2 separate regions of the Homo sapiens genome follow, and region 2 is linked to region 1. The links are chromatin loops, found by intact Hi-C in ENCODE. Cell type or tissue: dorsolateral prefrontal cortex. All regions are shown on one strand. Links, peaks and the distances in the headings refer to the core of each region. The heading gives the core; the rest is flanking DNA.

Region 1 (4,391 bases), core at 206-4,205:
TGATGGATCCTTCCATGCCTCTAATACTCAGCTTATAAAGCTGTTTCTGTGTTTTTTTTTAATTTTTATTTATGAGGTATAATTCACATACCATTAAATTCATCCTTTTAAAGAGTGCAATTCAGTGGGGTTTTGTATATTCATAAAGTTGTGCAACTATCACCACTATCTAGTTTTAGGATGTTTTCATCATGCCAAAAGGAAACCCGATATCCATTAGGCAATCATTCCCCATTGCCCCTCCCCCAACCCCAGGCAACTACTCATCTATTTACTTACTTACTTTATTTATTTATTTATTTATTGCATATGCAAAGTTGGCATCGTAGCTTTATTTGTGCACTGTGAGGGTGAAGGCAATCTATCGTCAACTCTTCTTTCCCTGATATGCTCCAGAATAAAGAGGGGTGGGTGGAACAGCCATGAGCAGGGCCAGTTGTGGGCTATGTGGTCTGTCAGGAGTCCTTAGGGCTGTGGCCCACGTGTTCACATCCCGTTTCAGAGGAGGGGGGCCTGAGAAAAGGGGGCCAGCAGGACCAGGCAACTGTTAAGCTGAAAAGCTGCAAGTTTGATGGGACATAGACTTGGGCAGAAGGGAGATAAAGTCAGGACAGGGCAGGGCTGTGGCTTCACAGACTTAGGGAGGCAGAGCTGCTGGGGAGATGCATTCTTCAGGCAAGCTTGGGCTTTACTCTCCTCAAAGTGGGTTCCTCCGCTTAATGAGCCCTTAATCTCTCCCCAGGAAAGTAGGAGAAGAGAAAACCCAAAATGAGAAGGAACATTTCTGGGCTGGACTGTCTGAGACTGTTTGTCTGAAATAGTCCAGAAAGAACATGATTTCTCAGTTATCTAGCATTGCTTGTTGCAGTCTGGCTCCCATGAACTTAGTGTCCTGGAAGGCTTAAGGGCCTCCTGGTATCCTCCCTATAGAAAGGAAGCCCCATTGGTCATTAAAGATCATCTAGCAGCAGGCCTAGTAGTAGAGCAGGCTGACTTCAGGTTTACTGCTCAAGGTAAACAGTGACTGTGATGAAAGGAACTTGATGTCTTTCCCTCAGCTTAAATTGCACCCCATCTTCAGACCTGGCTGGGCCATGGGTGAGAAGGGCAGAAGCTAAACCCAATGGAAGTCCCCCCACTGAACTCCAGTCTTGCTAATGAGCTTGATCTCCTCCAACACGATGTCCCTGCTGATAGCCTTGCACATGTCACACAGGGTGAGGGCGGCCACTGCAGCAGAGGTCAGGGCCTCCATTTCCACCCTGGTGGGGGCCCCGAGCCTGGCAAGATGCCCAGATCTCCACAGCATGGCATGTGCTGTCCAGCTCCAGCTGCACCTGGACGTGGCTCAGGGCCACGTGGTGGCACAGAGGGATCAGCTGGCTGGTCACCTTGGCTGCCCGGACTCCAGCCAGCTGGGCCACCACCAGGGCATCTCCTTTCTTGAGCTGGTTCTGCTGGACAAGCTTGAAGGCTACAGGCCCCAGGATGACCATGGCTGAGGCCACAGCCAACCACTCTGTGTCTGGCTTCCTGCCCACATCTACCATAGCTTCCCGTCCTTCCAAATCCACATGAGTTAGTTGTTCTGAGTTTAGCTGGTGTCCTGAGGGGGCAGCAGGAGCCCAGGAACCTGGGCTAAGGCACTTTGAGTTGGCATCTGAGTCTGCATGGGAAGTGTAGTGTCTCTGAAAGGAGCCAGAACCTAGCTGCTGCTGGGCTAGAAGAGGGGTCTGGGGTACCCTGTATCCTTTCCATAAAGTGGCCATCTGACTGGAGAAATTCATTCTGGATCTCAGACCTTGAACATGGAGGGGGTCCCAGGAGGAAATGCTTGGATTGGCTGGTGGGGAATCGTGGAACATCAAAAATGTCTTGATGGGGGTCACCCACCGATGAGGATCATGGGCCAGTTCTTCATCTGGGAAATACTGAACATGCCTGCATGCTGCTGCTTCTTCCTGCCCACGGCAGCGCCAATGATTCTCAGCAGCTCCTGCTTGGAGGCCCCAGATCACAGTGATCCCGTAGAGATACCTCAGAGTTTCCAAAGAGGCAGACCTTGAGGTTCCCGTCAGCTGTGATTTGCAGGTGGTTGCAGGTCCCACAGAAATGCTCAGACATGGACATGATGAAGCTGATCTGGCCTTGGAAGCCAGGGATTTTAAAGGCCTTGGCTGTCCTGGATTCCTGCTCTGACAGCTTCTCCAACTCTGGCCACAGCTGCCATACAGTTTCTAGCATCTCCTTATAGCGACCATCTTCTTGAAGTTCCACTTGTTGCCATCAAAGGGCATGTACTCTATGAAGGCCACGTCCAGGGGGAGGCCCTTGATCAAGGCCGCAAAGTCCAGGAGTTCATCCTCGTTAAGGCCTCGCGTCACCACACAGTTCACCTTCACAGGGTTGTAGCCTGGCTCATTGGCCTTGTGGATGCCCTCCATGACCTTGTGGAAGCCTTTCCTGCGGACAATGAACTCAAACTTGGCAGGCACCAGTGTGTCCAGGCTGATGTTGATGGCGCTGAGACCAGCCCTCTGAAGCTGGGGCAGCAGCCGGGCCAGGTTGATGCCATTGGTGGTGACACCAATGGTCCTCAGCCCTTCCAGTCGCTGGAGCTGGGCCACAATGTCCACCTCGTCCGGCTGGATGAGCGGCTCTCCGCCCATGAGCCAGATCTTTTCGACGCCTTCCTTCACAAAAAGCCAGGCGAGGGTCAGGATCTCTTTTGTGGTCAACATCTCTTCTGTGGTCAGCAGGTTGGCCTTGGGGGTCAGCGGGACCCCTTCCTCCGGCATGCAGTACTGACATCTGAGGTTGCACTTCTCCGGGAGGGAGATCCGCAGGTAGCTGTGCTGCCCGCCGAAGCTGTCTGTGAGGAAGGCGGAGAAGGGGGCCTCGTGCTCCCGCGAGAACTGCCTCCACCTGGACAGCTCCTGTGAGGCAGCTTGCGGGGACTCGCCCGGGCGGGGCGGCATCACCGGAACCCGTGAGCTGCAGCTCCGTGGCGTTGGACCTTAGGAGCCGGCGCAGCATCCGGGACAGCGGCCGCGCCACCGTGAAGCCTGATCCCGGCAGAGCTGCGGCCCTCAGCCGGCTTCGGGAGCACACTGGCCGGGCAAAAGCGATTCTCCTGCCTCAGCCTCTTGAGTAGCTGAGATCACAGGCATGCACCACTACGCCCGGCTAATTTTTTGTATATAGAGTAGAGGTGGTGTTTCACCATGTTGGCCAGTCTGGCCTCGAACTCCTGACCTCAAATGCTCTGCCTGCCTCGGCCTCCCAAAGTGCTGAAATTACAGGGGTGAGCCACCGCGCCAGGCACATCTACTTTATGTTTCTATAGATTTACCTTTTCTGGACATTTCATACAAATGGAATCACATAATATGTAACCTTGTATGATTGGCTTCTATCACTTAGTGTAATGATTTCAGGGTTCATCCATGTCGTAGCGTGTGTCAGTGCCCCATTACTTTATGACAGCTGGTCATAAAGTAATGTATGCATAGACTACATTGTATGTATAGACTACATTTCGTTTATCCGTTCATTAGTTGGTGGACATTTACACTGTTTCCACCTGGGGCTATTATGAATAACGCTGCTGTGAGCGTTCATATATAAGTGTTTGTGTGCACATATGTTTTCAATTCTTTTGGAGATATATATACAACTGTTTTTATTCATCCCTTTATACTTCCTGTTATGAGAGATGAGGATTTAGCTTGTTTACAGTATTCTCTTTCCTTCCCATCTCTATCCTACCAGTAATCTATTTTTCTTCTTCCTTTTATTACATTCGTAACTGTAGTAATTGTGATTGATTTTCACTCAGATAACAAAAACCTGCCTACAGCAGCTTAAACACACAGGGAGAAATTTGTACTCACTAAACAAGTCCTGCTTATTGTTGGTTCAGCTGCCAAAAACTGCCAGCAGGGACCCAGTTTAAAATAAAATAAAAATTTAAATAAATTTTTTATTTTATGCCTTCCCTGTCTTTCCTGTCTGCCATCCTTAACAGGCTAGTTTTTATATTCATGCTTGTCTTCATTTGATTACAAGTTGGTGGCCACAACTCCAAACATCACAGCTTCATACAAACAGGAAAAAGAGGAGAGTAGGCAGGAAACAAGAGCTATGTCTGTCACCTTTCATCAATAAAGTACAAGCTTTCTTAGACCTCCTCTCACAAACCCTCTAGCAAAGCAAACTTCCACTTAAATCTCACTGGCCAGAACTAAGTCACATGACCACACATAGCTGCAAGGGAACCTGGAAAAACCTACAAGAAACTGGATTGACTAATTGGCTTATATCAATAGTTCTCAACCCTCGTTACATATTAGAATCTCCTAGGGATATTTTTAAGTGTACGTCTCTGAACA
Region 2 (4,391 bases), core at 160-4,159, 100 kb after region 1:
CACTCTGTCACCCAGTCTGGAATGCAGTGGCCCAATCTCGACTCACTGCAACCTCCGCCTCCCAGGTTCAAGCGATTCTCCTGCCTCAGCCTCTGAAGTAGCTGGGACTACAGGTGCTCACCACCATGCCCAGATAATTTTTGTATTTTTAGTAGAGACGGGGTTTCACCATGTTGGCCAGGCTGGTTTTGAACTCCTGACCTTAGGTGATCCACCTGCCTCAGCCTCCCAAAGTGCTGGGATTACAGGCATGAGCCACGGTGCCAAGCTCCATAATTTTCATGTGTCACGAAATATTCTTCTTTTGATTTTTTCCAACCATTTAAACATGTAAGGCCGGGCTCTATAGAGTGTTCTTTTAATTTAAACAGAACAATAGCTAAGAATAATATGAAGTAAAGGAGAGTACAAATGATTTGTGGGCCAATAGAATAGTCTAACAGTGGCTCAACAATAACCAAGTTGAGCAATGCAGTCATAAATGTTTACTGTGCATAAAACCCTACAGTCTGGTTCAACCTAGCTGTCCAGCAGTGTCTCCTCCAGGCCCCAGTGAAAGCGGGCTTCCATTTCCCCAAACACAGACCCTGCACATTGCCTAGTTCCTCTGTCTAGAATACACCCTCCCGTTGTGCTCATTAAAAGCATATCCTGCCTGGGCACAGTGGCTCATTCCTGTAATCCAGCACTTTGGGAGGCTGAGGCAAGAGGATCGCTTGAGGTCAGGAGTTCTAGACCAGCCTGGGTAACATGGCAAAACCCTGTCTCCACCAAAAACAGAAAAATTAGCCATGCGTGGTGGCGCATGCCTGTAATCTCAGCAACTCGGAGGCTGAGGTAAGAGAGTCTCTTGAGCCCTGGAGGCAGAGGTTACAATGGGCTGAGACAGTGCCACTGCACTCCAGCCTAGATGTCAAAGCAAGACCCTGTCTCAAAAAAAGAATTTAAAATTTGAAAAATAATAAAAAGAAACAAAAGCACATCCTCGAAGGGCCATATCAAATGCCACCTCTTAAAAATTCTACGGCCAGGCACGGTGGCTCGTGCCTGTAATCCCAGCACTCTGGGAGACCGATGCAGGCAGATCACTTGAGGTCAGGAGTTCGAGACCAGCCTGGCCAACATAGCGAAACCCCCATCTCTATAAAAAATACAAAAATTGGCCAGGAGTCACGGCACATGCCTGTAATCCCAGCTACTTGGGAAGCTGAGGCACGAGAAGCACTTGAACCCAGAAGGCGGAGGTTGCAGTGGGCCAAGATTATGCCATTGCACTCCAGCCTGGGCGACAGAGCAAGAGCTTGTCTCAAAAAAAAAAAGAAAATATTCAATGATTCTTCCCTACCCCTCATAAATGGTATTTTCCCTTCTCTCTCCCTTCTCCTTGTGCCCTGTTCTCTCAGTAATAGCTTGTTTGTGCCTCCATCATTGTACTTATAGTCTAGTTATTTTTTGCTATTTATCTTACTTCAAACCAAGCTTCTTGAGGTGTGGGGCCTTCACTCAGGATCCCTCAGTGCCTGGCATATAGCAAGCACTCAGGAAGCATCTCTCGAGGTTGTTTCTTGGAATTGAACACAGGGTATGACGTCACTCCGGCCACTGTGTAACTGACATAATGAAGTGGGAAGAGATTGGCTAGTTGAAATTGCAGTAAATGGAATGGGTCTGGTGCGTTACTCGTTCTAGTTAACGGAATGAAGTATTGTCCCCCACCCCCCACCAAAATAAAAAACAAATGGAGTAGGTCTGGATGGGGGTGTTGGGAGGCAGTGAAGGGAAAGGCTGTGCCTCTGGGGCACAGCTGGAGGAGAATCCTGTTTGGTGATTGAGGTGGCATGACTAGTCTGTCTTAGTTATGCCTTCCGCAGGAAGCAGGTCTGAAAAGAGAGAAAAGTAGGGCTTCTTAGAGCTTCCCACACACAGGAGAGGCTCAGCAAAGAACACAGTGAAATTCAACTGCTGATTCTCTCCGGGCCTCAGGAGAGCAGGGTTCTGAGAAGGGCCTCGCGATACACATCGTGCCCCAGTTACACCGAGTGAATCAGGCTCTGATGCAATTGGCAATAGGCCTTAATCACAAGCTTCATCTCACAGGCTCCGCACAGATGAGCTTTGTCATTTCTCTGAGGGAATCACTGTCATTTCTCTTCCAGGCTCAAAGCAGCTCCCCCTGCCCCGTGTAAAGCGCTGATGAGATGGCAATTTAAACTGCTTTGATGACCAGGTTTCATTAGGTAAGAAGGCCCGATTAAGCAACGGTGGCCCAAATAACCTCAGTGGTTCAGACACTGTTTTTCAAAGCCAGCAGAAGTCTTGCCAAATTAAAGGATGTCAGGATGAGATGCTATGAATATCAGTTTCCTTCTCTCTGGCAATGGAGAGGATTAATTAAATGCCTGTGAAGTGCTTTGAAAATTTAAGCTGTTGAGAATTATTGTTCTGTGTAATAGGGAAAAAATAGAGTTCTTGGCTCATTAAAGCTGTAATGTTGCAAGCCTGAGCACTATTTTCAGGATATCTTTGAGAGCTACATTTTTATTAAGAGGAAGAAAAGAGAAATGTGTCTATGAATACAGATATACAGTGTACATGCTGGAAAGTCAGTTGGGTTAATCAGTATGTCTCTTGATTAAGAAATGAACTGGAGGCTGGGTGTGGTGGCTCATGCCTATAATCCCAGCATTTAGGGAGGATGAGGCAGGAGTATCACTTGAGCCAGTGAGTTTGAGTCCAGCCTGAGCAACAGAGTGAGACTTTGTTTCTAAATAAAAAAAAAGAAAGGCTGGGGGCAGTGGCTCACGCCTGTAATCCCAACACTTTGGGAGGCCAAGGCAGGTGGATCACCTGAGGTCAGGAGTTGGAGACTGGCCTGGCCACCATGGCGAAACCCTGTCTCTACTAAAGACACAAAAATTAGCTGGGTGTGGCGATGGGTGCCTGTAGTCCCAGCTACTCAGGAAGCTGAGGCAGGAGAATCACTAGAACCTGGGAGGCCAAGGTTGCAGTGAGCCAAGATCGGGCCACTGCACTCCAGCCTGGGCAACAGAGTGAGACTCCATCTCAAAAAAAAAAAAAAAAAAAAAAGAAATGAATGAACTGGGAGAAACTGTTTCTTATTGATTACCACAATCAGTACAGACAGTTATTAAGAATCAGTTGCTTAACTGTGTAGGGACAGTTTCACTAAAACTAGCAGACAGGTATTTGTTTTCTTTCAATAGGATCAAGGGATGAAAAGACTGAGATTGTATACATGTAAATACCAAGTTCAGTGAGTTTCCATGGCCTCTTCTGTCTTAATACAACTTACCAAACAATCCAGACAGATTTCTGCCTCCACTTTGTTGATTTACCCAGGTATATTTTGGCTTTGTTTGCAGATATTCGGTGACATTTGGAAGGGTGCTGTCCGCAGCTGCCCCTCACCTCTCTTTCACTCTACATTGACTGAGGATTTACACTTTGTTTTGTGTCTGTACTAGTTTCCTATCGCTGCTTTAACAAATTACTGCAAACTTAGTGGGTTGCCACAACATAGATGTATTATATTACAGTTCCAGAGGTCAGAAGTCTAAAATTAGTCTTATGGGGCTAACATCAAGGTGTCGGCCGGGCTGACCCCATGTGGATACTCCAGGGAAAGAATCTGTTTCCTTGCCTTTTCAGTTTTCTAGAGGCCTCCTGCATTCCATGGCTCATGGCCCCTTTCTGGGTCTCTCTGACCTCTGCTTTTGTTGTTGTTGTTTGTTGAGATAGAGTCTTGCTATGTTGCCCAGACTGGTCTCAAACTCCTGGGCTCAAGTGCTTCTCCTGCCTTGGCCTCCAAAGGGATTACAGGTGTGAGCCACTGAGCCTGGCTCAGACCTCTTGTTATCACGTCTTCTATCTCTTGGCCCATGGGATAGTCCAGGATAATGTCTTCATCTCAAAATCCTTAACTCAATCACATATGCTAAGTCCTTTTTGCCACATAAAGTAATTTATTCACAGGTTCTGGGGATTAGGTTGTAGACTTTTTTTTTTTTTTGAGATGGAGTCTCCCTCTTGTTGCCCAGGCTGGAGTGCAGTGGCACGATCTTGGCTCACTGAAACCTCCACCTCCCAGGTACAAGCAATTCTCCTGTCTCAGCCTCCCGAGTAGCTGGGATTACAGGCATGCACCACCATGCCTGGCTAATTTTGTAGTTTTAGTAGAGATGGGGTTTCTCCATGTTTGTCAGGCTGGTCTCAAACTCTCGACCTCAGGTGATCCACCCGCCTCCGTCTCCCAAAGTGCTGGGATTACAGGCATGAGCCACCGTGCCCAGCCAGGCATTTTTTTTTCTTTTTAAGACCAAGTCTTGCTTTGTCAACCAGTCTGGAGTGCAGTGGTGCAATCTCAGGTCAGC

Evidence for each region. Peaks named below come from ENCODE experiments on the same cell type or tissue, not always from the same donor. Only the 100,000 strongest peaks of a DNase experiment are listed, where the experiment ranks them.
Region 2: a loop joins it to region 1, with 2.6 times the contacts of the local background. A loop is called at or near these places in 7 of 110 quality-filtered maps.

What each region holds. Positions count from the first base shown.
Region 1 is chr16:48,495,336-48,499,726 of GRCh38, reverse strand. It overlaps the pseudogene MOCS1P1. Among named protein-coding and RNA genes, the nearest start is that of SIAH1, 110 kb to the right of the region's middle. In dorsolateral prefrontal cortex, for the core only: no CTCF peak of the experiment used is centred there; no DNase peak of the experiment used is centred there; H3K27ac peaks cover 462 bases.
Region 2 is chr16:48,391,726-48,396,116 of GRCh38, reverse strand. No RefSeq gene overlaps it. Among named protein-coding and RNA genes, the nearest start is that of SIAH1, 8.5 kb to the right of the region's middle. In dorsolateral prefrontal cortex, for the core only: a CTCF peak has its summit at 2,060; a DNase peak (open chromatin) is centred at 2,056; H3K4me3 peaks cover 1,031 bases; H3K27ac peaks cover 3,565 bases.